Linked DNA regions of Homo sapiens: regions 1 and 3 are each linked to region 2. The links are chromatin loops, found by intact Hi-C in ENCODE. Cell type or tissue: OCI-LY7. All regions are shown on one strand. Links, peaks and the distances in the headings refer to the core of each region. The heading gives the core; the rest is flanking DNA. Region 1 has its middle 5.9 kb from the start of NUP160. Region 2 has its middle 7.9 kb from the start of RAPSN. Region 3 overlaps SPI1 (Spi-1 proto-oncogene).

What was found. Hi-C counts contacts between places; a loop is a spot of excess contacts. Peaks named below come from ENCODE experiments on the same cell type or tissue, not always from the same donor. Only the 100,000 strongest peaks of a DNase experiment are listed, where the experiment ranks them.
Region 1: it touches region 2 in a loop (10-fold over the local background); 4 of 110 quality-filtered maps call a loop at or near these places.
Region 3: a loop joins it to region 2, with 2.3 times the contacts of the local background. A loop is called at or near these places in 92 of 110 quality-filtered maps.

What each region holds. Positions count from the first base shown.
Region 1 is chr11:47,848,884-47,859,617 of GRCh38, forward strand. No RefSeq gene overlaps it. Among named protein-coding and RNA genes, the nearest start is that of NUP160, 5.9 kb to the left of the region's middle. RefSeq lists enhancers at 1,427-1,476, 1,507-1,556. In OCI-LY7, for the core only: a CTCF peak has its summit at 4,684 (motif pointing left); DNase peaks (open chromatin) are centred at 4,678, 5,118 and 5,988; H3K4me3 peaks cover 1,027 bases; H3K27ac peaks cover 701 bases.
Region 2 is chr11:47,451,643-47,462,376 of GRCh38, forward strand. No RefSeq gene overlaps it. Among named protein-coding and RNA genes, the nearest start is that of RAPSN, 7.9 kb to the left of the region's middle. RefSeq lists an enhancer at 3,771-4,270. In OCI-LY7, for the core only: a CTCF peak has its summit at 2,742 (motif pointing left); a DNase peak (open chromatin) is centred at 2,759.
Region 3 is chr11:47,365,829-47,375,436 of GRCh38, forward strand. All of the region lies in intron 2 of SPI1 (Spi-1 proto-oncogene), which reads right to left. Among named protein-coding and RNA genes, the nearest start is that of SPI1, 7.9 kb to the right of the region's middle. RefSeq lists a silencer at 1-123 and an enhancer at 8,338-8,839. In OCI-LY7, for the core only: CTCF peaks have their summits at 8,250 (motif pointing right) and 8,458; a DNase peak (open chromatin) is centred at 8,263; H3K27ac peaks cover 942 bases.

The DNA.
Region 1 (10,734 bases), core at 3,726-6,225, 400 kb after region 2:
GTATAATGAAACGTAATGTGGTAAACCTTGGTGCTGCCACTTGCTGAGGTTACCTGAGTGCTACTCACTTGGATACGTGAAAGGAATTTGCCATTCCTTCCACCCGTGATCTTGCACTTGGCTGTCAATGCAGTAAGGGCCCATAGTGGGTGTTTAGAAGATATTGTGGGAGTAGATGTTCAAAATCGAGGAAAATGCTAATCTCCAGCGGGGAAGGTTTTGTTCCTTAGTGATAGCCAATAGAAGTTAAAGCACTTCTATTACCAGTGACCACAACCATTCCCTGTCATTCTCCGTTTCATTTATCTGGTTCCGACCATCATTTTCTATCTTTCCACTTCACTCCCTCTGGGACACCAACTTTGGCAGTGCAGTCCCCTCATTCTACCTGGAATCCATTGTTCTACAAAATCTTCACTGTCCCACACTTCTTTGGTGTTTCTTTCTTATCCTGAATACCATTAAATTACTTCATTGCCTAACTCTTCATCGGTAAAAACTACAACTTCGACTACATTCAAATCTGTAGCTGAACATGACTGGAGAAAACTATACACCCGGGTCGGGCGTGGCTCCCAGCATTTTGGGAGGCCAAGGCGTGAGGATCACTTGAGGTCAGGAGTCCGAGACCAGCCTGGCCAACATGGTGAAACCCGGTCTCTACCAAAAATAGAAAAATTAGCCGGGCGCGGTGGCTCACGCCTGTAATCCCAGCGCTCTGGGAGGCAGAGGTGGGTGGATCACGAGGTAAGGAGTTTCAGACCAACCTGGCCAACATGGTGAAACCCTGTCTCTATTAAAGATACAAAAAATTAGCCGGGCATGGTGGTGCACGCCTGTAATCCCAGCTACTCGGGAGGCTGAGGCAGGAGAATCGCTTGAACCTGGGAGGTGGAGGTTGCAGCGAGCCAAGATCGCGCCACTGCACTCCAGCCTGGGTGACAAAGCGAGACTGTCTCAAAAAAAAAAAAAAAAAGAAGAAAGAAAAAAAGAAAAATTAGCTGGGCATGATGGTGCGCTCATGTAATCCCGGCTACTTGGGAAGCTGAGGCAGGAGAATCGCTTGAACCCGGAAGGTGGAGGTTACAGTGAGCCAAGATCTCGCCGTTGCACTCCAGCCTGGGCAACAAGAGCGAAACTCCGTCTCAAAAAAAGAAAAGAAAGAAAACAGAAAACTATACACCCATACTGACATGCCTCCCTGTAACTCCATCAGGACCATGTACCTTGAGTGGGCCCATAATGCTGCCCAGCAAACACATTGTATTTGCCTTCTCCATTTACTGTTCTAAATGAATATTTCATAACTCCTATAACCTCCATTGCCTCCTTTGTCATCCTGACTCTCAGCTTGCTTCTTCATTTAGAAAATTAAAGCAGAGGCTGAGATGGAAGGATGGCTTGAGGCCAGGAGTTCAAGACAAGCCTGGGCAACATACCCCCATCTCTAATAAAAATTTTTAAAAAACTAGCCAGGCATAGTTGTGTGCCTCTGTAGTCCCAGCTATAGGAGGTTTCTTGAGCCCAGGAGTTGGAGGATACAGTGAGCTACAATCCTGCCACTGTGCTCCAGCATGGCCAGAAAGACACCCATCTGGAAAGAAGGAAGGAGGAAGGGAGGACTTCCTCTATAATGACATCTCCCCACCTACCAGCATCTGTAACCACATATTTTGCCTTCCCTTCCTGTTACTATAAACTGTCTCTGAGCTTATGCAGAGACAACCTTTCTACTTCCTTAGAACACCTGCTCAAGGACATCATTCTAGCAATTCAATTATTTCCATTTTCAGTCTTTTCCCCTTTTCTCTTAGTACTGTATGTACTAAGCATACAAACATTCCCTCGACCTCCACTCTCTGCAGCTACTACTCCATATCTCTTCTCCTCTCACCCACAGCAAAACTCAAGAGTGTTTTAATTCCTTCTCTCTCATTCTCATATATATATATATATATATATATATATATATATATATATATATATATATATTTTATTGAGATGGAGTTTCGCTATTGTTGGCCAGGCTGGAGTGCAATGGCACAATCTCGGCTCACTGCAACCTCCGCCTCCTGGGTTCAAGAGATTCTCCTGCCTCAGCCTCCCAAGTAGCTGTGATTACAGGCATGCGCTGCCCTGCCTGGGTAATGTTTTTTGTATTTTTAGTAGAGACAGGGTTTCACCATGTTGGTCAGGCTGGTCTCGAACTCCTTACCTCAAGTGATCCACTTGCCTCGGCCTCCCAAAGTGCTGGGATTACAGGCGTGAGCCACTGCATCTGGCCTCATTAAATCCATGTTTTTCAGGCTTTTGCTTCTACTGCCTTGCTGAAACTGCTTTTTTCCGGGTTATCAATGGCATCCACATTATCTGTCTAATACTAAACTGCTATTTCTTTTTTCTGACACATAATCTTGCTCTGTTATCCAGGCTGGGGTGCAGTGATGTGATCCCAGCTCATTGCAGCCTCAAACTCCTGGGCTGAGGTGATCCTCCTGCCTCAGCCTCTCGAGTAGCTGGGGCCACAGGCTTGTGCCACCATGCCCTGCCAAATTTTTTATTTTTTATTTTTTGTAGAGACAAGGTCTTCCTATGTTGCCCAGGCTGGTCTCAAACTCCAGGCCTCAAGCGATCCTCCTACCTCTGCCTCCCAAAGTGCTGGGATTACAGGCGTGAGCCACAGCACCTGGCCTGAACTGTTATTTCTAAGCTTATTTGACTACTTGTAGAATTTGACCAATTGCTTGCTCCTTCCTCGTGGAAACACATTCTTCATGTGGCATCAAGGACGCCACTCTCTTGATTCTACCTATTTCACTAACTGTTCCTTTTCAGACTCCTTTCCTAGATGCTCCTCTTTTCCCCAACCTCTTGATGTTGGAGTGTCCAGAGTTCAGTTCTTGGTCCTTTCCATCTACAAACACTCCCCTGAGAATCTCACCCAGTCTTCTGGCTTTAAATACTGCATTGTTATATGCCGATCATCCCCAAATGTATACCTCCAGTCTAAGCTTCTCCCCCGAAGTCCAGGTTTATATATTCAACGGCCTATTTTGTATCTTAGATGTAACATGTCTGAAACTGAAGTCCTAACCTCTCTCCCCACACTTACTTTCCCCATCGCAGTTACCAGCACTGTTCCAGTTGCTCAGCCTCCTGAGTAGCTGGGATTACAGGTGCTTGCCACTACGCCTGGCTTATTTTTTTTGTATGTTTAGTAGAGATGAGGTTTCACAGTGTTAGCCAGGATGGTCTCAATCTCCTGACCTCATGATCTGCCTGCCTCGGCCTCACAAAGTGCTGGGATTACAGGTGTGAGTCACCGCGCCTGGCCACACTTCAACTGTTATTATTTACAAATTCCTGGTTATCTAAGTTATAACTGCTCATGACACTGATGTGCCACAGTAGAGAGAACTATTCCGAAGACTGATTATTTCCACTTTCATATCTAGAGGTCAGACCTCTTTTGCCGAGTTCTCAGCCTTTTATATTCAGTTGCCTCCTTGATGCCCCTTGGATTTCCCATGGACATCTCAAATTCAACATATCCAAAATGTTACCCCTCTCTATATAGTCTCACTATATACTCTCACATGTAGTCTATATCTGTGTGGACATCACCACTGTGGCCCAGTCTAGAAATCTAGTAATTACCCTGGACTTTTCTCTTTTAATCCCAACACCCAAATCTCATATATCCATATGGCAAAAGAAAGATGGCCACAAATTCTTTGACATTGTTCCCATCCAGAAGTGTAGCCTTCTTTGTCCCCTCCCCTTAAATCTGGAGGGTTCTGTAACTGCTATAAGGAATATAATACAGCAAAAGTGATGCTGTGCCAGCCTAGCTTAAGAGAGTCTACATCTCTCTTTGAAGACTGGCTATAGGGGAAGCAAGCTGCCATGTAAGAAATTTGGCTACGCCGGGGCCATCCTAGGCAGATTGCAGGGAGAGACCACACACAGAGACTCTAATTCTACTTGAAGTGAGAGATGCCTGGTAAGTCCCCAGGTCCCAGATATTTTGTAGAGCACAGATGAGTCATGACCACTGAGCCCTGTCCAAATTGCATATTAATGAGCTAAATACATGATTGCTATTTTTATTTTTATTAAATTAAATTAATTAATTAATTAATTTTGAGACAGAATCTCACTCTGTCGCCCAGGCTGGAGTGCAGTGGCTCAATCTTGGCTCACTGCAACCTCCAGCTCCTGGGTTCAAGTAGAGGTGGGGTTTTACCATGTTGGCCAGGCTGGTCTCGAACTCCTGACCTCAAGTGATCCACCCGTCTCAGCCTCCCAAAGTGCTAGGATTACAGGCATGAGCCACCGCGCCCGGCCTCAATGTACATATTTAATGTAGTAATGTTTTTTCATTTTTTTCTCAGAAAAAAATGTTAAATTGATGAGGCATGTTTCGGTTTTATAGGAATCTAGGAATTACATTTTTTGACAGTGAACACTTTTTAGCTTTAGATCACTGTCTTATCTCCAACATCCATCAGAATTCCGGGAACTTCACGTTACCTAATAAATGTTTGAGGAATAATTAAATGAATGAATAAGTGCATATATGCATTTTTGGAAAACTCAAATACCCTTTGAACTATTAATGTTCTGGGGGATGGTTATAACATAAATTGAATCATATTGCCATCTAGTGGTTAGGTAGTGACTTCGTTTAGAAACAAAATGCAGAATGTTACCAATATTGTGCAGCAAGTTTTATTTAAATACTTTTTTTTTTTTTCAGATGGAGTCTCGCTCTGTTGCTCACACTGGAGTGAAGTGGCGCGATCTCTGCTCACTGCAACCTCTACTTCCCAGGTTCAAGCGATTCTCCTGCCTCAGTCTCCTGAGTAGCTGGGATTCCAGGCACGCACCACCACACCTGGCTAATTTTTGTACTTTTAGTAGAGATGGGGTTTCACCATGTTGGTGAGGCTGGTCTTGAACATCCGACCTCGTGATCCGCCCGCCTCGGCCTCCCAAAGTGCTGGGATTCCCGAAGGCGTGAGCCACCACGCCCGGACTTTTTCTTTATTTTTTTTTTTTTGAGACGGAGTTTCGCTCTGTTGCCCGGGCTAGAGTGCAGTGGGGCATGATCTCAGCTGACTGCAATCTCTGCCTGCTGAGTTCAAGTGATTATCCTGCCTCAGCCTCCTGAGTACCTGGGATTACAGGTGCCCGACACCACGCCCGGCTAATTGTTTTATTTTTAGTAGAAACAGGGTTTCACCATCTTGGCCAGGCTGGTCTTGAACTCCTGACCTCGTGATCCACCCACTTTGGCCTCCCAAAGTGCTGGGATTACAGGTGTGAGCCACTGCGCTCAGCTGAACAATACTGTTAATTGAACTTTAAGCAGATTTTCATAACCAACTTGATAGCTACTCCTTGAAAGAAGAATTTGGTGGTTTAAACAAGTGTGGGAAATGATGATAAATAAAGTTAAACATATTTCTTTCTTGAAGAACTTTTCAAAGACATTAATATAATAGCTTTGTGAAGTTCCAAGAAGGCCTTATGCATGATACTGCTTTCCAGACTCTTTGACATACAGAATACTCTTTTCAAGGGGCAACTCATTGGACCATTGTTCTTTGAGAATATATTTTGGAAAACATGGCTTTACTTTCATTTTGCCCATAGGTTAAAAATATCAGCTGGGCATGGTGGCTCACACCTACAATCCCAGCATTTTGGGAGGCTGAAGCAGGAGGATTGGTTGAGCCCAGGAGTTTGAGACCACCCTGGGCAACATAGTGAGACTCCATCTCTACAAAAAAAAAAAAAATTATCCAAGTATGGTAGTGTACACCTGTAGTTTCAGCTACTTGGGAGGCTGGGGCAGGAGGATCCCTTGAGCCCAGAAGTTCAAGGTTATAATGAGCTATGACTGTGCCGCTGCACTCCAGCCTGGGTGACAGAACGAGACTCTGTTTCTAAAAAAAAAAGCAGAATTGTGGAATAAATGAAGTATGTCAGTGACTTCTCAATTCCGTTTTCAGTATTCTTTCTACCCACTTAGGAAACCACCATGACTTTAGACTCCAGGGCCTTTGAGGGGCCCTGAAAGCCCAGGGCTCCCACCTAGACTTGACCCTCCTGTGCTTTGGACTTATCCTTGGGAACTATACACCCTGGATTGTTTTCACCTTTCAGGTAATATTTTCTATAAATTTCTCTTTTTTTACTTTTTTTTTTTTTTTCTGAGACAGGGTGTCACTCTGTCGCCCAGGTTGGAGTGTAGTGGCCTGATCTCTGCTCACTGCAACCTCCGCCTCCCAGGTTCAAGTGATTCTCCTGCTTCAGCCTCCCAAGTAGCTGGGACTACAGGCGTGCACCACCACGCCCAGCTAATTTTTATATTTTTAGTAGAGACGGGGTTTCACCATGTTGGCCAGGCTGGTCTCAAACTCCTGACCTCAGGTGATCCTCCCATCTCGGCCTCCCAAAGTATTGGAATTACAGGTGTGAGCGACCATGCCTGGCCTTTTAAAAATTTTTTTTTAAATTTTTTGAGACAGAGTCTTACTCTGTCACACAGGCTGGAGTATAAGGTGCAATCTTGGTTCATTGCAACCTCCACCTCCCAGGTTCAAGCAATTCTCATGCCTCATCCTCCTAGTAGCTGGGATTTCAGGCGTGTACCTCTAACAACATTTTTGTATTTTTAGTAGAGATAGGGTTTCGCCATGTTGGCCAGGCTGGTCTCGAACTCCCGGCCTCAAGTGATCCCCCACCTTGGCCTCCCAAAGTGCTGGGATTACAGGCGTAAGCCACTGTGCCCAGCCAATTTTCTGTAAATTTCAATTATGATTCATTATATGATTAGTTAAATGTTACTTCTGTATCTTTGTAGGAGCTTACATGTAATTTAATTCACAAAATCAAAACAAACTCTTGCTAAGGTGGGCGAGGTGGCTCACGCCTGTAATCCCAGCAGTTTGGGAGGCTGAGGCGACAGATCACTTGAGGTCAGGAGTTCAAGACCAGCCTAGCCAACATGGTGAAACCCCACGTCTACTAAAAATATAAAAAAAATTAGCCAGGCATGATGGCATGCACCTGTAATCCCAGCTACTAGGGAGGCTGAGGCAGGAGAATTGCTTGAACCTGGGTGGTGGAGGTTGCAGTGGTGCCATAATGAGCCAAGGTGGCACCACTGCACTCCAGCCTGGGCGACAAAGCAAGACTCCATCTCAAAAAAAAAAAAAAAAATCCTCGCTTGAACCATATGTTCTGAGTTTTACTTCTGAAAATATGAATGCCTTACCTATTAAAACTAGCTCTGGTATAACTGGAAATGAGTTGACATTATAGTAATTCACACTGAGGTGCTGATGACTATAAAAACTTCATAAATTGCCTTTCCCAGAGGTAAGTCATGGCAACATACACTACCTTAACTGGTAGGGCATTGCCCCTCCTCCCTCTCTTGCTAATCAGTTGTGGGAGTCCTTTTCTACTGCCTCGGTATCATTTTCAACAGAGTGATTCAGAGAGCTATCAGCTGACTGGAATTGGCACGTTATCTATATACTCCACTTACCATCTCATTCAAAGGGATTAAACTCTAGTGGTGGAATTGGAGGCATCAACAAAGAACCAGATGTGCAGGTAGCCTCAGTAGGGGCAGTTAAGTTCATCTCAGTAAAATATGTTTAATATTAGTCTTTTTTTTTTCTTTTTTAAGATAGAGTCTCACTCTGTTGCCCAGGCTGGAGTGAAGTGGCACCATCTCCACTCACTGCAGCCTCTGTCTTTTGGGTTCAAGCATTGTCCTGCCTCAGCCTCCCGAGTAGCTAGGATTACAGGTGCTCACCACCACGCCCAGCGAATTTTTGTATTTTTAGTAGAGACAGGGTTTCACCATGTTGGCGAGGCTGGTCTTGAACTCCTGACCTCAGGTGATCCACCTGCCTTGGCCTCCCAAAATGCTGGGATTACAGGCGTGAGCCACCGCGCCTGGCCAATATTAGTCTTAAAAAACAAGGTGGGCCAAGCATGGTCTCGCCATGTTAGCCAGGCTGGTCTCGAACTCGAGGCGGGCACAGGAGTTTGAGACAAGCCTGGGCAACATGGCGAAACCCCATCTCTACATAAAGTACAAAAATTAGCCAGGTGTGGTGGTACATGCCTGTAGTATCAGCTACTCTGGAGGCTGAGGTGGGAGGGAGGATGACCTGAGCCCAGGGAGGTTGAGGCTGCAGTGAGCTAGCTGAGATCACATTACTGGGCAACAGAGACCCTGTTTAAAAAAAAAAAAAATCAAGATCAAAAGTTGATCCAGTAAAAAGGGTTATTTGCATGTATAGAGTCCAAAAGTGCTTTTTTTTTTAGACAGGGTCTTACTCTGTTACCCAGGGTGGAGTGCAGTGGCATGATCAAGGCTCGCTGCAACCTCTGCCTCCCAGGTTCAAGTGATTCTCCTGCCTCAGCCTCCCAAGTAGCTGGGATTACAGGCTCGCACCACCACGGCTGGCTCATTGTTTTGTATTTTTAGTAAAGACAGAGTTTTACCATGTTGGTCAGGCTGGTCTTGAACTCCTGACCTCAAGTGATCTGCCTGCCTCGGCCTCCCAAAGTGCTGGCATTACAGGTGTGAGCCACTGTGCCTGGCCTCAGAAGTGCTTTTTAATATAAAAGTGTACAATACAATTAAGAGGCTAGAAATTCAGATATTTGAGTAGAGATTCTCACCTATATCTAGACCATCTTGAAGTTGCACCCACTTCAAACCCTCCCTTCTCATTCGGTTCTGTCTTAAAACCTCAGGGCTATCACTTCCTTTGTTGCTGCATGATCATGGGCAATGCCAATCAATGTGCTCACGTCTTTATGTCTTTCTCTGCAAAATAATGATGGCAATAAATATCAGTTGAGAGATTTTTGCAGTCTGTTTCATTCTTTTCTCTTTTCATCTGCTCCTGAGAGTTTTTTTTTTTAATATCCTTCTCCTGTGCTACCCCTACAAAGAATAAAAAGCTTCAAATCATAAAAATAGGATGAGTTTTTAGAAGTATCACTCCTTCCTCATTTTGCCTGCCAAGTTTCAATTTGGTGCAGGTGCCGAAAGATGTTTATAGGCAAATAAAATAAGTCACTTCCACGTCTCAGAGCAAGGATGCTCAGTGACCCGAATAGGGGTTAGAACTTTGATGAGAGGCTCCAGTTTGAGGTCAGAGGCCAATGCTTTTCCAAACCCCCAGACTTTAGTCTTGTTTTGGCTTGCATTTGTCACTGCCCAAATCTTGCAAGAATTTCTGGCAATTAAATTAGTCAAAATGTGTGACTACAATTTCAGAGCTGGCAAAGCCTCTATGGGCAGCCACAGGTCCACACCCAGTGATTGTTTATATTTCTCTCGCATCCTCCAGGATCTTGCTTACGCACCAGTTTCTCTTGAGTAACGGTATGTGGAGCCAAGTCAGTAACGGTAATATTCCTTGTCTGCCTCCTTGGGCTGGTCCTGACGCTGGCCTCGACAATGCCAGGCTCTGGAACTATTTGTTTCTGAATTCCAGCCAAGAAGTCTAACAATTCTCTCCTTTCCTTTCCATCGCCCTCTTCTTCCTTACTAATGCCAAGTCTGGGATTTTCCTTGTCTAAAGACCACAGGGGCAAGGAAATGAACTTTCTTGGGATACCACAGACCACTTAACAGAAAATGTGCCCTTTGTTCTCATTCAAATGCCTTTTCCTTAAATGATATTTCTTTTCTTTTTTTTGAGACAGAGTCTTGCTCTGTCACCTAGGCTGGAGTGCAGTGGCATGATCTCAGCTCACTGCAACCTCTGCCTCCCAGGTTCAAGCGATTCTCCTGCCTCAGCCTCCCGAGTAGCTGGGATTACAGGCGTCCACCACCATGCCTGGCTAATTTTTGTGTTTTTAGTAGAGGCAGGGTTTCACCATGTTGGCCAGGCTAGTCTCCAACTCCTGACCTCAGGTGATCCCCCCGACCTTGGGCTCCCCAAATGCTGGGATTACAGGCATGAGCCACCGTGCCCGGCCTCCTTAAATGATATTTCTAAGGTTTCCTCAGATCTATCTGCACTAACTACTTGATTTTTCCTAGGTGCCTGTCAGAAGACTAAAAGGAGGCATTGGAATTCTGAATTTTCTGATTAGAAAGCAGTAGCTCACCGTAATCCCAGCACTTTGGGAGGCTGAGGTGGGTGGATCATTTGAGGTCAGGAGTTTGAGACCAGCCTGGCCAAAATGGTGAAACCCCGTCTCTACTAAAAATACAAAAAATAGCCGGGTGTGATGGCAGGCACCTGTAATCCCAGCTACTTGGGAGGCTGAGGCAGGAGAATCTCTTGAATCTGGGAGATGGAGGTTACAGTGAGCCAAGATCATGCCACTGCACTCCAGCCTGGGTGACAAAGCAAGACTCTGACTCAAAAAAAAAAAAAAAAAAAAAAGGCCAGGTGCGGGGGCTCACCCTTGTAATCCCAGCACTTTGGGAGGCCAAGGCGGGTGGATCATGAGGTCAGGAGTTCAAGACCAGCCTGACCAACATGGTGAAACCCAGTCTCTACTAAAAATACAAAAATTAGCCAGGTGTAGTGGTGTGTGCCTGTAATCCCAGCTACTTAGTAAGCTGAGTCAGGAGAATTGCTTGAACCCGGGAGGCGGAGGTTGCAATGAGCTGAGATCATGCCACTGCACTCCAGCCTGGGCGACAGAGTGAGACTCTGTCTCAAAAAAAAAAAAAAAAAA
Region 2 (10,734 bases), core at 1,220-3,719:
CAGTTAATAGGCATTTGGGTTGTTTCATTTTTGGCTACTATGAATAATGATGCTATAAAAATTCATGTACAAATTGGGCTGGGCACGGTGGCTCACGCCTGTAATCCCAGCACACTAGGAGGCTGAAGCAGGCAGATCACTTGAGCCCAGGAGTTGGAGACCAGCTTGGGAAACATAGCGAGACCCCATATCTACAAAAAATACAAAAAAAAAAAAAAATTAGCTGGGTGTGGTGGTGCACAGCTGTGGTCCCAGCTACTCGCGAGGCTGAGGCAGGAGAATCGCTTGAGCCTACAAGCTTGGACTGCAGTGAGCCGCAATCATGTCACTACACTCCAGCCTGGGTGACAGAGCGAGACCCTGTTTCAAAAAAATAAAAAATTCATGTACTAGGTTTTATGGGGACATGTTTTCATTTCTCTTAGGTATATGCTTGGAGCAGAAGTGTGAGTAATATGGCAACTGTTACATTCTGGTACCTGCCTACCTGTCTGCCCCAGGGCCTTTGCACCTCCTAATTCCTTCTCTGTTCACCACACCCACACTCTGCCTCGTAAGTCATAATTAGGATGAATCAGCATATTATCCTCTCATTGAATTACACTGCATTCTGATACAGGACTTATCTCTATAATTTTATTTTGAGACAGGGTCTCACTTTGTCGCCCAGGCTGGAGTGCAGTGGTACAATCTAGGCTCACTGAGGCCTCGACCTCCTGGGCTCAAGCCACCCTCCCACCTCAACCCTCGCAAGTAGCTGGCATTACAGGCAATGCCACCATGCCCAGCTAATTTTTATATTTTTAGTAGAGACGGGGTTTCACCATGTTGGCCAGGCTGGTTTTGAACTCCTGTGCTCAAGTGATCCGCTGGCCTGGGCATCCCAAAGTGCTGGGATTACAGGCGTGAGCCACCACGCCCAGCCTCTCTATAATTTTATATTAGTGAGGTTGTTTGCTGAATGTCTTTATTCTTCACTCAAATGAGGTCATATGGCTGGGCCCTAACCCAGGGCAGGACTTTGTCTCCTTCATTACTGACTGTATTCCCAGAGCAAGGCCCGGCACACTGTGGCCCCTCAATAAATGTCAAATATCGGTGAATGGGGAAGAAGCGGAGGAAAGACGGCTTCACCGGGAAATTCAGAGCAACTACACGGCCTGCTTCCTGAGAGCCCAACGGGTCAGAGGGGACGCTCTGGGGGTCAGAAGGCAAATGCCCCAGGCTCAACAGAGGCAGAGTGGGAGCAGGCTCTGGGACAGGTGGCTGGGCAAGGCCACCTGGACTCCCCAAAGGAGTGCTCCTAAGCCTGGGAAAGGGAGGGAGAGCTGGCTGGGGTCTTCTCTCATCTCAGGGAGGCCTGGGTTGATGCTGAGCTGCAGATGGGAGGGAAGCTGGGCCCACAGCGAAGGTGTGAAGGGCCAGCAGATTCTCCCCACTCCAAGGCCCAGACACTATTCACATTGAGTCTCTGGCAGGAAGGAATGGAGGAAGGGCGGCCTGCATCTACACCCCAACAGAGTTGGGGACCACAGCCTTCCTCTTTCCTGGGGAACTCAAATGACCTCAAAACTTGAAAACTTGATGGGATCAAGCTGTCCTTTCCCTGAGACAGGTCTTTGCTCATCTGACTTCAGTGATGGGAATATGCCCATACTCGCTTATTCTAGGTAGCAGAGTACCTTATGTTTCCTTGAAACATTTCATTTCTTCTTTATTATTATTTTTTTTTTTGAGATGGAGTTTTTCACTCTTGTCGCCCAGGCTGGAGTGCCCGTGGTGGTGAGAGGTGAAGCCAGCTGGACTTCCTGGGTGGAGTGGTGACTAGGAGAACTTTTCTGTAGCTAACTAGAGGTTTGTAAAATGCACCAATCAGTGCTCTGTAAAAACACACCAATCGGTGCTCCGTAGCTAGCTGGAGATTTGTAAAATGGACCAATCAGCACCCTGTAAAATGGACCAATCAGTGCTCTGTAAAATGGGCCAATCAGCAGGACATGGGTGGAGACAAATAAAGGAATAAAAGCTGCCTCCCCGACCAGCCCATCCCCACCCCAACAAGCCAGCAGCAGAAACCCGCTTAGGTTCCGTTCCACGCTGTGGGAGCTTTGTTCTTTTGCTCTCCACAATAAATCTTGCTGTTGCTCACTCTTTGGGTCTGCACCACCTTTAATAGCTGTAACACTCACCACAGAGGTTTACGGCTTCATTCTTGAAGTCAGCGGGACCACGAACCCACTAGAAGGAACCAACTGCGGACACAGTGGGATCTCGGCTCACTGCAACCTCTGCCTCCTGGGTTCAAGCAATTCTCCTGCCTCAGCCTCCCAAGAAGCTGGAATTACAGGCGAGCACCACTACACCTGGCTAAGTTTTGCAGTTTTAGTAGAGACGGGGTTCCACCATGTTGGCCAGGCTGGTCTCGAACTTTTGGCCTTAAGTGATCTGCCCGCCTCAGCCTCCCGTGAGCCACCATGCCCGGCCTCAAAAATTTCATTTCTGAGCACGTTTTCCAGAAATCAGCGACTGTAGTTAGGTTAAGGGCATGCTCCTCTATGGCAACGACTGTGGTTTACTTGTCTTTGTACTACTAGTAACTAACGGCACGGCCCCTGGCAAGGTAAGAGGAGACCAACAGAGAATCCTATTTAACATTCTAACATTTTCTGAGTTAAGCATTTCTTCCAGTTTACAAATGAGGAAACAGGCATGGAGAGGTAAGGTGACCTGCCCAAGACTACACTGCCATCTGCTGGTCCTAGACAGCTGGGACCAGAAGCAGTGTGGTTGTAGAGTCTCGTTCTTTTTTTTTTTTTTTTTGAGATGGAATCTAGCTCTGTTGCCGAGGCTGGAGTGCAGTGGCGCAATCCTGGCTCACTGCAACCTCCACCTCCCGGGTTCAAGCGATTCTCATGCCTCAGCCTCCTGAGTAGCTGGAATTATAGGTACGTGCCACCACTCTTGGCTTTTTTTTTTTTTTGTATTTTTAGTAGAGACGGGCTTTCATCATGTTGTCCAGGCTGGTCTCGAACTCCTGACCTCAGGTGATATGCCTGCCTCGGCTTCCCAAAGTGCTGGGATTACAGGTGTGAGCCAACACACCTGGCCAGGACTCCCATTCTTAACCATTATACTGTACTAGAAAGGAGGCGAGGACAAGGGAGATGGAGAAAGTGGAGAACAGAACAATAGTTTTCCGGAATTCATTGCGATCTTTACCTGAAGCACAGCAAAGTCACTGGGAACTTATCCAAAGCTGTAGCCTGGGTGGGCAGAAGGCATGTATTAAGGAGAGGGTAAAGAGTTAAGACTTGCTTACCAGTGCCCAGTAGATGAAAAGCCCTGGAAGGTGTTAGGGAACAGCCACAAAATGAAATGGTCTTTTCAGTGCCACTTAACCTCACAAGGTGGTGATACAGTCGGGGGATTCAGGGCTATCACCAGAGTGCCTGCTGGGCCAGGTACCAGCTGCACACCTCACATTTTAGATCCCTGTTTTATAATCAAAAGTAGAAAATTAAGTTTGGGCCTGAAGCAAGAGTCACAATCTGGCATGTGAGGACTAAATATTTCTGAGTTGGTTGGCAACATGTGTTATCTAGGAGATTTTACATAAAAATGTACATTTCCTTGCTTCTCTTGAAGAGTGGAAGCTTGGCCTGGTGCAGGGGCTCACTCCTGTAGTCCCAGCACTTTGGGAAGCTGAGGCGGGCAGATCACCTGAGCTCAAGAGTTCGAGACCAGCCTGGCCAATATGATGAAACTTTGTCTCCATGGAAAATACAAAAAATTAGCCAGGCATGGTGGCATGCACCTGTAGTCCCAGCTACTCAGGAGGCAGAGGCACGAGAATTGCTTGAACCTGGGAGGTGGAGGTGGCAGTGAGCCGAGATTGTGCCATTGCACTCCAGCCTGGGTGACAAGAGGAAAACTCTGTCTCAAAAAAAAAAAAAAAAAAAAAAAAAGTGGAAACTCACGCATGCTCAGACCTTGACTGCCTACCAACCACTCCAGTGGTCGGGGTCTGGCCCCAAGAGACCATGAATGTCTTACCAATTCATTCATTGGAACCATGCACCCCTGACTCCCTGTTCTCGCCTTGACACTGAAGCCAAATGCCACTTGTCTTATGCTGGCCTCCTTTCACATGAGTACATCACAGTTGCAGCCCCTGCTCCAGATGCATGACGAAATGTAACTGAAGGGGACAGTCCCAAGGTCCCTCTACCACGACTATCGGGATTCTTGGGAAGTCTCCCCATCTTACCAAGTTAGTTTCCCCAATTAAAAAGATATTGGCCGGGCGTGGTGGCTCACGCCTGTAATCCCAGCACTTTAAGAGGCTGAGGCAGGCGGATCACAAGGTCAAGAGATTGAGACCATCCTGCCCAACATGGTGACACCCTGTCTCTACTAAAAATACAAAAATTAGCTGGCGTGGTGGTGCGTGCCTGTAGTCCCAGCTACGTGGGAGGCTGAAGGAGGAGAATCGCTTGAACCCGGGAGGCGGAGGTTGCAGTGAGTAGAGATTGCACCACTACGCTCCAGCCTGGCGATAGAGCGAGACTCTGTTCCAAAAAAAAAAAAAAAAGATATCACCTCTCTGGCAAGTTTTCTGTGAAAATCAAATGAGATGATAAGATAACTTGCTTTGAAAAGAAGCCATTGAACTAACATCCCTCTATTGGCTTATTATTTACGGTAGTGAAAAACTAGAAAGAATCTGTGTCTGATAGAAGGGTGTTCATAACCATGAAGTGCTATGTAGACTCTAAATAAGGAAGCAGTAGATACCTGTGTACCCAGATGGAAGGGAGCCCAGGGCATAGTAACTTAAAAAAGCAAGCTGCAGACTGGGCGTGGTGGCTCACGGCTGTAATCCCAGCATTTTGGGAGGCCGAGGCAGGTGGATCACCTGAGGTCAGGAGTTCAAGACCAACCCGACCAACATGGTGAAACCTGGTCTCTAATAAATACAAAAAATTAGCTGGGCATGGTGGCGGGCACCTGTTAATTCCAGCTACTCAGGAGGCTGAGGCAGGAGAATCGCTTGAACCCGGGAGGCAGAGGTTGCGGTGAGCCGAGATCGTGCCACTGCACTCCAGCCTGGCTAACAAGAGTGAGACTCCTTCTAAAAAAAAAAAAAAAAAAAAAACAAGCTGCAAAACATTCTGTATATTACGGTGTGATTTTTATTTTATTATTATTATTATTCTTGAGACGGAGTCTCACTCTGTCACCCAGGCTGAAGTGCAGTGGCGCGATCTCAGCTCACTGCAAGCTTCGCCTCCCGGGTTCAAGCTAGTCTCCCGCCTCAGGCTCCTGAGTAGCTGGGACTACAGGTGCCTGCCAACACACCCGGCTAATATTTTGTATTTTTAGTAGAGACAGGGTTTCACTGTGTTAGCCAGGATGGTCTGGATCTCCTGACCTCGTGATCTACCCGCCTTGGCCTCCTAAAGTACTGGGATTATAGGCATGAACTACCGCACCTGGCCTTTTTTTTCTGAGATGGTTTCGCTCTTGTTGCCCAGGCTGGAGTGCAATGGCGCGATCTCGGCTCATTGCAACCTCCGCCTCCTGGGTTCAAGTGATTCTTCTGCCTCGGCCTCCGAGTAGCTGGGATTACAGGCATGCACCATCATGCCTGGCTAGTTTTGTATTTTTAGTAGAGACGGGGTTTCACTGTGTTAGCCAGGATGGTCTCGATCTCCTGACCTCGTGATCTGCCCGCCTTGGCCTCCCAAAGTGCTGGGATTACAGGCGTGAGCCACTGCACCCAGCCATTTTTTTTTTTTTTTTTTGAAACAGGGTCTCGCTCTGTTACCCAGGCTGGAGTACAGTGGTGCGATCATGGCTCACTGCAGCCTCAACCTCTTGGGCTCAAGCAATCCTCCCGCTTCAGCCTCCCAAGTGGCTTGGACTACAGGTGTGTGCCATCACACCTGGCTAATTTTTTAAATTTTTTGTAGAGACAGGTCTGTGTTGCCCAGGCTGGTCTCAAACTCCTGGGCTCAAGTAATCCTCCTGCTTCAGCCTCCCAAAGTGCTGGGATTATAGGCATAATCCGAGCTACCATACTCAGCATGATCTCAACATGATCTCATTTTTATTAACAAAAATTACTTATTTTTTGTGTTTATAAGGAAAAATCCGGCCAGGTGCGGTGGCTCACGCCTGTAATCCCTGCACTTTGGGAGGCCGAGGCTGGCGGATCACGAGGTCAGGAGATCCAGACCATCCTGGCTAACATGGTGAAACCCCGTCTCCACTAAAAATGCAAAAAATTAGCTGGGCGTGGTGGCGGGTGCCTGTAGTCCCAGCTACTCGGGAGGCTGAGGCAGGAGAATGGCATGCACCCAAGAGGTGGAGCTTGCAGTGAGCCGAGTTTGCGCCACTGCACTCCAGCCTGGGTGACAGAGCGAGACTGCGAGACTCCGTCTCAAAAAAAAAAAAAAAAAAAAAAGAAAGAAAAAAGCAAAATCCTGGAAGCATATGACCCCATCTGTTATCAATGGGCTGTGGGATGGGGCATTCGCTCACTTTTAACCATGACTTACTGTTGTTACTAGCGACTTTAATGAGTGCTTGCCAGGGGCAGTAGCTTGGCTATTTGTTTGTGCATTTATTCTTTTTTGAGACGGAGTCTTGCTCTGTCGCCCAGGCTGGAGTGCAGTGACGGCATCTCGGTTCACTGCAAGCTCCGCCTCCCAGGTTCACGCCATTCTCCTGCCTCAGCCTCCTGAGAACCTGGGACTACAGGCACCCGCCACCACTCCCGGCTAATTTTTTTTTTTGTATTTTTAGTAGAGACGGGGTTTCACCTTGTTAGCCAGGATGGTCTTGATCTCCTGACCTCGTGATCCGCCCGCCTCGGCCCCCCAAAGTGCTGGGATTAAAGGCGTGAGCCACCGCGCCCGGCTGTGCATTTATTCTTTTTGTAGAGATGGAGTCTCGCTATGTTGCCCAGGCTGGTTTTGAACTCCTGGGCTCAAGCAATCCCCCTGCCTTCGCCTCCCCATGTGCTGGGATTACAGGCATGAGCCACCACACCCGGCCCCTTTGGCTAGTTTTTGAGACAATCTCTCATCTTCCCAACTGTACGGGGCAGGTGCTTTTGTTTCCATTTAACAGATGAACAATCTGGGGCTGAGAATCAAGTAATTTGTCCAAGGTCACAGGGGTGCTGATGGTAGACTTGGTATTACCGGATTAGGGAATCCTTAAAACAAAGATTTCCCCAACATACTCTAAGCCTTTTGAAGAACCACCTAAATGTTTTGCATTTAATAAAAAAAAATTAAGGCCAGGCGTGGTGGCTCACGAGGTCAGGAGTTCGAGACCAGTCTGACCAACATGGTGAAACCCCATCTCTACTAAAAATACAAAAATTTGCCAGGCGTGGTGGCACGCGCCTGTAATCCCAGCTACTCAGGAGGCTGAGGCAGGAGAATTGGTTGAACCTGGGAGGCGGAGGTTGCAGTGAGCTGATACCATACTGCTGTACTCCAGCCTGGGCAACAAGAGTGACACTCCATCTCAAAAAAAAAAAAAAAATTCAAACCCTCACCTGATTTTGTAAACAAGTCATTGCTGTCAGGTGTTTCGGGCTCCAGGCACATCCCATTCTAGGGAAGGGCAGGTTAGTGGCACTCTCAGGGCTGAATGGCCACAGGTAGGCTCCCCTCACCTGGGTCCTTCCCTGACCGCCAAGGGGGAACCTCTAACAGCACAGGGCCCTGCTACTGAAACAGGTGCTGGCACCAACTTCAAGTGGCAGGGCCCCTGGTGAGCGGACTCAGAAGTTGTATTAGAATTCCTGTAAAGTCGCTCTGAGGGACTTGGCGGTCATTTGTGTTGGATGGTGACAGAAATGTCTACTGAATACTTACCCGCCAGTGTGTGTGGAATGGTGAGGCCTCCAGTGAGAAATGAAGTATGGCTCCTGTCTTCATGAAGCTCTGTCCCAGAGGTGGAATTTAAACCAGGGCACCCCAGGGTCCACCTTAGTGACCCCTCAAAGGAATATGTTCTACAGGACTACGGGGTCAGGTTGGCCTGCATGAAAACACAACTGTCCTACTTATTAGCCACATGAACAGAAGAACTGCAGCTTCTCTGTGCCTCAGTCTATCTTCCTATGCTACCAGTTGCTGGGAGGACGAATGCAGTGGCTGTGGCTGATTAATAAATGGTGGCTTTGTTTTCTTAAAAGCAGAATAGGTCGGGCGTGGTAGCTCACGCCTGTAATCCCAGCACTTTGGGAGGCTGAGGTGGGCGGATCACCTGAGGTCAGGAGTTCGAGACCAGCCTGGCCAACATGGTAAAACCCCGTCTCTACTAAAAATAGAAAAATTAGTCAGGTGTGATGCCAGGTGCCTGTAGTCCCAGCTACTCGGGAGGCTGAGGCGGGAGAACTGCTTGAACCCAGAGGGCAGAGGCTGCAGTGAGCCGAGATCCTGCCACTGCACTCCAGCCTGGGCAACAGTGAGACTCCATCTCAAAAACAAACAAGCAAACAAACAAAAACAGCAAACTGTCTAGAACAGTCCTGCCACTGCCTGTGATGATGGAAATGTTTTGTATCGGCACTGTCCAATAGGATAGCCACCAGTCACTTGAAATGTGGCTAGTGAAACCGAGGTACTACATTTTTGTTATTTTAAGAGGGAGTTTCGCTCTTGTTGCCCAGGCTGGAGTGCAATGGCATGATCTCAGCTTACCACAACCTTCACTTCCCGGGTTCAAGCAATTCTCCTGCCTCAGCCTCCCGAGTGGCTGAGATTACAGGCATGCACCACCACGCGGGGCTAATTTTGTATCTTTAGTAGAGACGGGGTTTCTCCATGTCGGTCAGGCTGGTCTCAAACTCCCAACCTCAAGTGATCCGCCTGCCTCGTCCTCCCAAAGCGCTGGGATTACAGGCATGGAGAGGTAAGGTGAGCCACTGGCTGGGCCCATATTTAGTTATTTAAACAAAAAAAGCTACAGTGCCTAGTGGGTAACTGTATTGGACAACTGTGAGTCTAGAAGCCTTCCAGATTCAGGCTGAGGCAGATAATATCGGCAACCAGAAAGAGGAGCTGGGAGAGCTGCAGAAACAAGGCTGGATTGGGAGCAGACAAGCTCAGAAGGATGAGGGATGGCAGGAGCAGGTGCCACAAGGCAGTGGGTGCTGCCACTAGCTTTCAAGTAGGAGGAAGAAAGGAGAAAATACCTCAGGATGTTGACTAAGTGAAGGCCAGACACAAAAGGCCACATATCCCATGACTGTATTTTAATGAAATGTCCAGAACCAGTAAAGATACAGACAGAGGTATATTTGTGGTTACTAGGAAATGGGAAAGGGAGTGAGGGAGAGGATGGGGAGTGACTGCTAAATGAGTACAGGGTTCTGAAAATGTTCTAAAATTAGGCTGCATTCATGGTTGCACAACTCTGAAACTCAGTGAATGGTATGCTTTAAGTGGATGAGTTGTGTTGTGTGTGAATTATATCTCAATAAACCTGTTTATTATTTTTTTCTTGAGACAGGGTCTCGGTCTCACTTTGTTCCCTGGGCTGGGACAGTGGCACAATCTCTGCTCACTGCAACCTCCGCCTCCTGGGTTCAAGCAATTCTTGTGCCTCAGCCTCCTGAGTAGCTGGGATTACAGCCATGCGCCACCATGCCTGGTTTATTTTTAGTAGAGAAGGGGTTTCGCTATATTGGCCAGGCTGGTCTTGAACTCCTGGCCTCAAGTGGTCCACCGACCTTGGTCTTTCAAGGTGCTGGAATTACAGGCATGAGCCACCACGTCATGCAATAAAGCCGTTTAAATACAACCCAAATCTCAAGAGGACTCAGATTAGTAAGACCCATCCCCACTAATGGAAAAACCTTGGGTAGAGCAGGCCAAGACCTGGGCCTGGAAAGTGTCGGGGACTGCGGGAAAGCCCTTCCTGGTTGTGTGAGTTCAATTTCCCATCCCAAGGCTGCCTTCAATTTATTTTTGAGATGGGAGTCTCACTCTGTCGCCCAGACTGAAATGCAGCGGAATGATCTTGGCTCACTGCAACCTCCGCCCGCCGGGTTCGAGATTCTCCTGCCGCAGCCTCCCGAGTGGCTGGGATTACAGGTGCCCGCCACTATGCCCAGCTAATTTTTGTATTTTTGGTAGAGACAGGGTTTCACCATGCTAGCACTGCTGGTCTTCAACTCCTGAACTCAACTGATCTGCCTGCCTTGCCCTCCCTAAGTGTTGGGATTACAGGAGTGAGCCACCGCGCCCGACCTGCCTTGAATTTTTAAAAAACAAAAGCCTTCCCTATAGCTGGAGCCTTCAACCAGTACAGAGAAAGTCAATGCATGCAAAAGCAATTAAACACCAGATGGTGGGGGTTGGAAAGGACTCCTGAGAAGGAAGGAAAATGCTTGAAGGCACAAGGTGCAAGGCAAGTCCAGCTCCGATCTCTCCTGAAGGGAAATATTATCAAACATTAGTCTGACATTCCCTGAGGTGCAGGCACAACCTGGTGTTTAATTTCCAGCCTGGTGGCTTTTTCCTCATCAGGGACCGAGCTGCTCAGGTGAGCATAGTATGTGAGCATTAGGGAAGCTGTGTGCTGACCGAGAAAGTCAGTGCGGAGGTGCCTCTGCCAGCCAGATGAACAGGAATGTGGCAAAAAGTAGGTGTTGAGCAAGCTACAGAAGGATGAAGAGGTTTTCAAAGAATACAAAACATTGGCCGGGCG
Region 3 (9,608 bases), core at 7,091-9,590, 80 kb before region 2:
TGGGACTACAGGCGCCTGCCACTCCGCCCAACTAATTTTTGTATTTTTAGTATAAATGGGGTTTCACCATGTTGGCCAGGCCGGTCTCAAACTCCTGACCTTGTGACCCACCCGCCTTGGCCTTCCAAAGTGCTGGGATTACAGGCATGAGCCACTGCACCCAGCCAACACTGAGAGATTTTAATGAGTACTTTTATCCACCTGACCACCATCATTACCCATCACCTGTCATTCTTCATCCACCCTACATCCATCCTTCATCCCCCCATCATCCACCCATCTATCCTTCATCCATCCATTCATCATGGAACCATTATCCATCCAACTATCATCCAGCCAGCCAGAAATGACCCATTCATCTTCATCTCTCATTTCCTCTCTCTAAACCAGTTCTTAATCTGGGGCCAAAGTCCTACCCACACATCCCTAGTCTTACTCACTTTTTTGGTGTCACTAACACCTGTACGTCACCAGTATAAAAATAAAATCATATTCAAAACAACCCCACAAAAAATGTCAAGCCTTAAGTGTCATTCAGCTGACCTTATCTCCTCAGAACAGAACCTCCAGCCTGAAGCCCTGGGCTCTTCCCAGGGGAGCAAAAGTGTGATCAAAACAGAGAAGAAAGATGAGGAATCAGGAAAGGAGGGGCCAAGAAAAAAACCTTCTCAGAAGATCACAGACCACTAGACTAGGGCTCCCGAAGCCCAGCCTCTCCTGAAAATTATTCAGACGTAGAAACAGGCTCAGAGGTCGAGGCAGGTGGATCAACTGACATCAGGAGTTCAAGATCAGCCTGGCCGACATGTTGAAACCCTGTCTCTACTAAAAATAGAAAAAAAATTAGCTGGGCGTGGTGGCAGGCATCTGTAATCCCACCTACTCAGGAGGCTGAGTCAGGAGAATTACTTGAACCCAGGAGATGGAGGTTGCAGTGAGCAGAGATCGCACCATTGCACTACAGCCTGGACGATAAGAGTGGAACGCTGTCTCAAAAAGAAAAGAAAAGAAAAGAAAAGAAAAGAAACAGGCTCAGAGAACAGAGAACTGAAGGTTTCGGGGCACTTGTTACTCTCTACCTTGGATTCTAATTATTAGAGTTTTAATTCTTTTCCTTGTTACAAAGATGGATCTTGTAGAACCTGTGTTTTATTCATTCCACAGCATCTAGCAATGTGCCTGGCATATAAAAGATACTTAGTATATATTTATTAGATGGATAGGCCAGTGCAAGATGGAGGGCTTGGTAGGTAGAGGGAAGGATAGTTGGAAAGGTGGCTAAGTGGATGATTAGATGGGTGTGTGAATAAATTAATGAATGTGTAGATGGTTAGTGCTATGAAAGGATGAAGAAGTATATGGAAATTGGATGGATAGATGGATGGATGGATGGATGGATAGAATTCACATTTTGGAACTCTTTTCTTCATCAATCCTATTGTAGGCCAAGCATGGTGGCTTATGCTTGTAATCCCAGCACTTTGGGAGGCCGAGGTGGGTGGATCATTTTAGGTCAGGAGTTTGAGACCAGCCTGGTCAACATGGTGAAACCCCGTCTCTACTAGAAATACAAAAAGTAGCCGGGCGTGGTGGCATGCACCTGTAATCCCAGCTACTTGGGAGGCTAAGGCAGGAAAATCACTTGAGCCTGGGAGGTGGAGGTTGCAGTGAGCCAAGGTCACACCACTGCACTCCAGTCTGGGCGACAGAGTGAGACTCTGCCTCAAAAAAAAAAAAAAAATCCTATCGTAAATAGCAAATCCCAGCACACTCATTAGGATAGCTTCTAGTTAAAAAAAAAAGAAAGAAAAAAAGAAAATAACAAGTGTTAGTGAAGGTGCAGAAAAATTAGGATATTAGTATACTGTTGTTGGAAATGTAAAATGATGCAGCCACTATGGGAAATAGATGATGGTTAAATTTTTTTTTTTTTTTTTTTTTTTTTTTTTGAGACGGAGTCTTGCTCTCGCCCAGGCTGGAGTGCAGTGGGGCAATCTCAGCTCACTGCAAGCTCCACCTCCCAGGTTCACACCATTCTCCTGCGTCAGCCTCCTGAGTAGCTGGGACTACAGGCACCCACCACCACGCCTGGCTCATTTTTTGTATTTTTAGTAGAGATGGGGTTTCACCATGTTAGCCAGGTCTCAATCTCTTGACCTTGTGATCCGCCTGCCTCAGCCTCCCAAAGAGATGGGATTACAGGCATGAGCCACTGTGCCCGGCCGATGGTTTAATTTTTAATAAAACTAAAAATAGGCCGGGCGCAGTGGCTCACACCTGTATTCCCAGCACTTTGCGAGGCCAAGACGGGCAGATCGCCTGAGGTCAGGAGTTCGAGACCAGCCTGGCCAACATGGCAAAATCTGTCTCTACTAAAAATACAAAAATTACCCGGGCATAGTGGTGGACACCTGTAATCCCAGCTACTCGGGATTCTGAGACAGAAGAATCACTTGAACCTGGGAGGCGGAGGTTGCAGTCAGCTGAGATCGTACCACTCCACTCCAGCCTGGGTGACAGGGTGAGACTCCGTCTCAAAAAAATAAAAATAGAATTAGCATATGATCTAGCAATCCTACTTCTGGGTATATATCCAAAAAAATTGAAAACAGGGTCTTTCCACACCCTTCTTCATAGCAGCGTTCTTCACAATAGCCAAACGGCAGAAACACCCTAAGTGTCGGACGGCTGGATACGCAAAACGTGGCACATGCGCAAAACGTGGCGCGCGCATACAATGGAATATGATTCAACCTTAAAGATGAAGGAAATGCTGACACGTGCTACACCATGGGTAAATGGGTAAGCCTTGAGAACATTATGCTAAATGAAGGCATAAAAGAACAAATACTGTGTGAATCCACTCATGCGGGGTACCTAGAATAGGCAAATTCATAGAGACAGAAAGTGGAATGGTAGCTGCCAGAGGCTGGGGGGAGGGAAAATGAGCTGTTGTTCAGTGAATACAGAGTCTCCGTTTTGCAAGATGAAAATAATTATAGAGATGGATGGTGATGATAACGTGAATATATTTAATATCACAGAACTATACACTTAAAATGTAAAGAAATGGTTAAGATGGTTTAAAAAATGGTTAATATTATGTGTATTTTACCACAATTAAAAAGAGTAATAGGCTGGGCATGGTGGCTTATTCCTGTAATCCCAGCTATTTGGGAGGCTGAGCCGGGTGGATCACCTGAGGTCAGGACTTCAAGACCAGCCTGGCCAACATGGTGAAACCCTGTCTCTACTAAAAATACACACAAAGAAATTAGCCAGGTGTGGTGGCGCATGCCTGTAATCCCAGCTACTCGGGAGGCTGAGGCAGGAGAATCACTTGATCCCAGGAGGCAGAGGTTGCAGTGAGCCGAGATCACGCCACTGCACTCCAGCCTGGGTGACAGAGTGAGACTGTCTCAAAAAAGCAAACAAACAAACAAAAAGCATAATAAACAATAGCAAATCCTGTAAGCCCTTCAAAGTCTATCTTGAATCTGTCCCCCCCTTTCTGTCTCTGTTGCCACCACCCTTGTCCAGGTCACCACCATCTCTTTCCTGGATTATTGCAATAGTTTCCTCAATGTTCTTTTTTCCAGCTCCTATTCTTGCCTCTTTTCCATCTGCTCTCCACCCAGAGTGACCTTTTAAAAAGCTTACTCAGTTGAATCATGAGACATTGGGAAAAGATACTAAAAACTTCCAGAGAAAGAAAACAAAAGAGAGAGAGAGAAAAAAAAAAAACAACAAATGAAACAAACAAAAAGCTAGGTTAATTATAAAAGAAATTTAAAGGAACATGGAGTGGTATCAGACTTCATAGGAAAAACTCTAGTAACCAGAAGACAGTAGAAAAATGCTTTCCAATTTCTAAGGGAAAAAATGATTTTCAACTTAGATTTCCATACACAGCCAAACTATGATTAATTAAGTGACAGCATAGAATAAAAGACATGAGGCAAAACACAAAATAAAACCATCACCACCACAACAAAAACCTCACCTCCCACACACCCTTTCTTAGGAGACGACCATGATAACAAATCTGTACAAAACATTTGCTATTTCCAGGCACTGTTCTAAGCATTTGACATACAGTAGCTCGTTCAGTCCTTACAGCCATCCTGTGAAGTTGGTATTGTCATGAAGAAGTTGAGGCACAGAGAGGTTGGAGATCTTGCCCATGGTCACCCGGATAGCAATGGAGGAGATGGGGGATGAGTTTCAGCAGCCTGGTTTCAGAAGAGTTCTTATCTCCTTGCTACATTTCCCCTCAGAAATATGGGGATGAGGCCCGGGGACAGTGGCTCACGCCTGTAATCCCAGCACTTTGGGAGGCTGAGGCCAGTGGATCGCCTGAGGTCAGGAGTTTGAGACCAGCCTGGCCAACATGGTGAAACCCCACCTCTACTAAAAATATAAAAATTAACTGGGCATGGTGGCACACACCTGTAATCCCAGCTACCCAGGAGGCTGAAGCAGGAGAATTGCTGGAACCCGGGAAGTGGAGGCTGCAGTGAGCTGAGATTGCACACTGCACTGCAGCCTGGGCAACACAGAGAGACACCGTCTCAAAAAAAAGAAAAAAAAAAAGGCCAGGCATGGTGGCTCACGCCTGTAATTCCAGCACTTTGGGAGTCCGAGGCGGGCAGATCACTAGGTCAGGAGTTCAAGACTAGCCTGGCCAACATGGCGAAACCCCATCTCTACTAAAAATACAAAAATTAGCTGGGCGTGGTGGCGGGCACCTGTAATCCCAGCTACTCAGGAGGCTGAGGCAGGAGAATTGCTTGAACCCAGGAGGCTGAGGCTGCAGTGAGCAGAGATTGCGCCACTGTGCTCCAGCCTAGGCGACAGAGTGAGACTGTCTCATAAAAAAATAATAATAATTAAAAGAAATATGGATATGAGAAAGTACAGGTAAAGAAAGGATGCCATGTGGCTCAGCTGTGAGTAATAGCCACATGGTCATAACAGTGGAAAATTCAAATACTGATTTAACAAATGTTACCATATAGAGTAATGAATTGGGGATGTGTGGAGAAATGTGAGTGTGTGTGTGTGTGTGTTGTGAATGACTAAAGTTGAATTCTGATTGTACAAGTAAATAAAATATATCTCTAACTGAAAAATCAAGCTGCCTGACACATCAAAGGCACTCAATAAATATTTGCCAATAAATAATGCTCTAAGTCTCTATTCCACATCTTCATTTGTACATTTACATAGCACTGGAATAGAAAGACTGGAGGCCGGGCACGGTGGCTCACGCCTGTAATCCCAGCACTTTGGGAGGCCAAGGCGGGTGGATCACAACGTCAGGAGATCAAGACCATCCTGGCTAACACGGTGAAACCCTGCCTCTACTAAAAATACAAAAAACTAGCTGGGCATGGTGGCACTCGCTTGTAGTTCCAGCTACTCGGGAGGCTGAGGCAGGAGAATCGCTTGAACCCGGGAGGTGGAGGTTGCAGTGAGCTGACATCACACCACTGCAATCCAGCCTGGGCGACAGAGCGAGAGTCCATCTCAAAAAAAAAAAAAAAAAAAAAAAAAGGCAAGGCGTGATGGCTCATGCCTATAATCCCAGCACTTTGGGAAGCCAAGGTAGGAGGATCACCTGAGGTCAGGAGTTTGAGACCAGCCTGGCCAACATGGTGAAACCCCATCTCTACTAAAAAATACAACATTAGCTGGGCATGGTGGTGCACACCTGTAATCCCAGCTACTTAGGAGGCTGAGGTAGGAGAATCGCTTGAACCTGGGAGCCAGAGGTTGCAGTGAGCCAAGATCACACCACTGCACTCCAGCCTGGGCAACAAGAGTGAAACTCCGTCTTAAAAAAAAAAAAAAAGATTGTAAATGTATTTAAATTTTCAGCACACACACATACACAGAAGGTTATTCAGATCATGGTCATGTCATTTCCCTGCTCAGAACTCCCCAGTGGCTTCCCATGGTGTGTATGATAAAATCCAAATGCCTGCCATGGCCTTCGCCCTGCGTGAGCAGCTGACCCCTTTGGCTTCCCTTTCTGTCCCCTGCCCTGTGCTCACTGGCCTCTCTGGTCCTCTGTCAGGGTCCTTTCTGCTTTTGCATTTTCTGTTCCCTTTACCTTGAATACCTCTCCCCTACCTATGGTCACATGTGAATTACGAGTTCCTTCTCTTAGCTCAGCTGCCACCTCAAAGGCCTTCCCTGACCACTCAAATGAAAGCAGCCCCCCATGTAGACACTCCGCATTACATCTGCAGAAAATGGTCTCTTTGTCTGATTCTTTTTTTTTTTTTTTTGCTGGAGTCTCGCTTTGTCTGTCACCAGGTTGGAGTTCAGTGGCGCGATCTCAGCTCACTGCAACCTCCGCCTCCGGAGTTCAAGCGATTCTCCTGCCTCAGCCTCCCAAGTAGCTAGGAGTACAAGTGGGCACCACCACCTGTATTTCTAGTAGAGATGGGGTTTCACCATGTTGGCCAGGATAGCCTCTATCTCTTGACCTCGTGATCCACCCACCTCAGCCACCCAAAATGCTGAAATTACAGGCATGAGCCACCACGCCCCAGCCTATTTAATTCCTTATGTCCCCATCCCCTCGCTGGAGAGTGAGCTCTGTGAGAGCAGTGGCCTTGTCTGGTGCTCATCATGGACTCCCCAGAGCCTACAAGAGTGTCTGATACTCAGAAACTATTTAATGGATGGAATAGGGAGGAAAAGTGGATCAGATGGGAAGCGGCTGGCAGGATGGACGAGTAGGTGGGTGGATGGGAGGGTGAGTGCATGGATGTGGGGGTGGGTGGCAGATTGACTGTCCCCTGGGTCAGTGGAAAATAACCCAGTTGGTCTCTCACAGAGCCCTCTGTGCTTTTCCCACTCCCCAGCCGCTTTGTCCCTCCTGCCTTGAGGAATGCAGTGAAGCTAGCACGGGCCTCGTCCTCTGCACGTTACCTTACCTCAGAGATTATATGCCTTACCTCGCTGAATCATCACAGCCCTAGGAGGTAAGTATTTTCATGCTGTCAGTTTTATAAATGGGGAAATAGGGACTCAGAAAGGTTATGTTACTTGCCCCAAGTTTTCACAGCTGGTAAGTGATGGAGCCAGGGCTGGGCCAAAGCTTTTTCACTAAGCTTCAGTACCTAAAAATGTGGACAAAGAGGACGTGCAGGAATTGACAGAAGTGTGTGGGGGTCTCTATGGTTGAGTCTTCAGACGATACCTTCCAGCGGGTATAAAAAGGGACAGCCCGGCCGGGCGCAGTGGCTCACGCCTGTAATCCCAGCACTTTGGGAGGCTGAGGCAGGCGGATCACCAGGTCAGGAGTTCGAGACCAGCCTGGCCAACATAGTGAAACCCTGTCTCTACTAAAAATACAAAAAATTAGCTGAGCGTGGTGGCAGGCGCCTGTAATCCTAGCTACTTGGGAGGCTGAGGCAGGAGAATCGCTTGAATCCGGGAGGCGGAGGTTGCAGTGAGCCAAGATTGTGCCACTGCACACCAGCCCGGGCGACAGTACGAGACTCCGTATCAAAAAAAAGGGACAGACTGGGCGCGGTGGTTCACACCTGTAATCCCAGCACTTTGGGAGGCCGAGGCAAGTGGATCACTTGAGGTCAGGAGTTTGAGAGCAGCCTGGCCAACATGGTAAAACCTCATCTCTACTAAAAATACAAAAATTAGCCAGGCATGGTAGTGCACGATTGTAATCCTAGCTACTTGGGATGTTGAGGCAAGAGAATCGCTTGGACCCAGGAGGCGGAGGTTGCAGTGAGCCAAGATTGGGCCACTGCGCTCTAGCCTGGGCAACAGAGCAAGACTGTCCTAAAAAAAAAAAAAAAAGAAAAGGACAGCCCAAATGCCCTGATTGGCAGTGATTAAGAGTGGGACAGAGCCAAGGCCGAGGACACCTGGGAACACTGGTGGAGTCTCTGGAGGAACTAGGGGTTCATGACCAACATGGGGTGCCCAGGCATCCAATCAGGAGTCATTCCTAGAGTCCCACCTGAGATATAAGGAACCTGCTTGGACCCTGAGCCACGAAAACACATGCTTTCTCTAAAGTGCTCACTCCATCAGGCCCAGCCCCAGGCTCACTGGTTTCCAGCTATGTGGGCAGCGCCCTCATATTACAGGAAGGAAAACTGAGGCTGCAAAAGGCCCAAAGGAAACGCACCCAAGCCCAGTGAACTGAAGAGGGATTGGGCCAGGGAGAATGCGTCCTTGTTGGAGGAGGCCTGACAGCACTGTCTGTGGTGACCCGAGCCACCAGGGGGCGCCTGTCCCAGGGCCCAGCGGGACCTCCTGGAGTCCTGGAACCGCTTGGGAAGGTGGGTGCGTGGTCTCTGGGTCCCCCAGACCGGGCTCTTCACTCTGGTAGGGAGAGCTGGGGATGGAGTTGGGGGAGGGGGACTTTCTCTCTACATTGCCTGGGTTTCCCACCAAGAGGATGTGTTTTTTACATAATTACAAATAAGCTTGAAGGAATTAAAAAGGATATTTTAAAGGCTTTCTAGCCCTGAAAGATTCTAAAAGATGCCTGTGCGTTCCCAGCTGTGGCCTGGAGGCATATCCGCCTACCCCTGGGATATGGCTTCCAGTCTGAGTTCCGGATGAATCTGGGGCCCTAAATGTGGACCAGGCACATGTGGATCCCTAGCTGGGCCCATCAGGTTTAGACCGCCACAGGTGCATCTGCAGAATGGAGCTACAGGCATGACTGGCCGCAGGGGTGGCCTTCAGGAGTGACACCTTCCTAGGCTGTGGGCCTCTGCCCTCTGAGGTGCAGACACCCCAGTCGCTGGTCTGCCCGGGTCCCAGACGCCCTGAGGAATTCCCCAGTGACGACTCACCCACTGACTAGGCCACCTCGCTTTGGGTCAGGGATGTCTACATCAATAAGCCAAGATCCACTTTGGGCAACCTCCCGCAGCCCCCTGCTCAGGTCCCAGGCACCTAATGCCTCTCTCCCATCCCCTGAATTTGCTCCAGGACGGAGGCTGGGCTATGGGGCAGACAGTCAGACCCAGAAGGACTGGACAGACAGAAGGACACCCTGGCCCAGGCCTCTTCCTCCCACTTCAGCAAACTGGGGGCCTCGGCCTCTGCTGAACAAGAGGTTCTCATAGGTTTTCCTTCGGCCCAGCAGTTCCCAATTAGGGGTGATTTTGCCTCCCGGGGGGATCTGCCAATGGGTGGAGACATTTTTGGTTGTCATGATTGGCCATGGCCCTGGCATGTGGTAGGTAGAAGCAAGGATGCCACTAAGCTTCCTACGGTACCCGGGACAGCCCACCCAGGAATCATCCCACCCAAAATGTCAGCAGTGCCACAGTTAGGAAACCCTGCCAACCACACATGGCAGGAAGTGCGGATGTGCCGGCGGGGAGTTTGGGACAGAGAGTGACGAGAACAGAGAGGAGGAGGTGGGTAGTTAGGCAGGGGCAGAAAAAAAAGCACAGGACCTGGAGCGGACAGACCTGGGTTCCACCCAGCAGCCGTGTGACCTTGTGCAAGTCTCCTAGCACCCTAAGCCTGTTTCCTTGTTTATAAAGAAGACCACAAGGACAGAACCAGCAGATAACCATGGAAGAAATGAACCCCGCACCTTGACACAC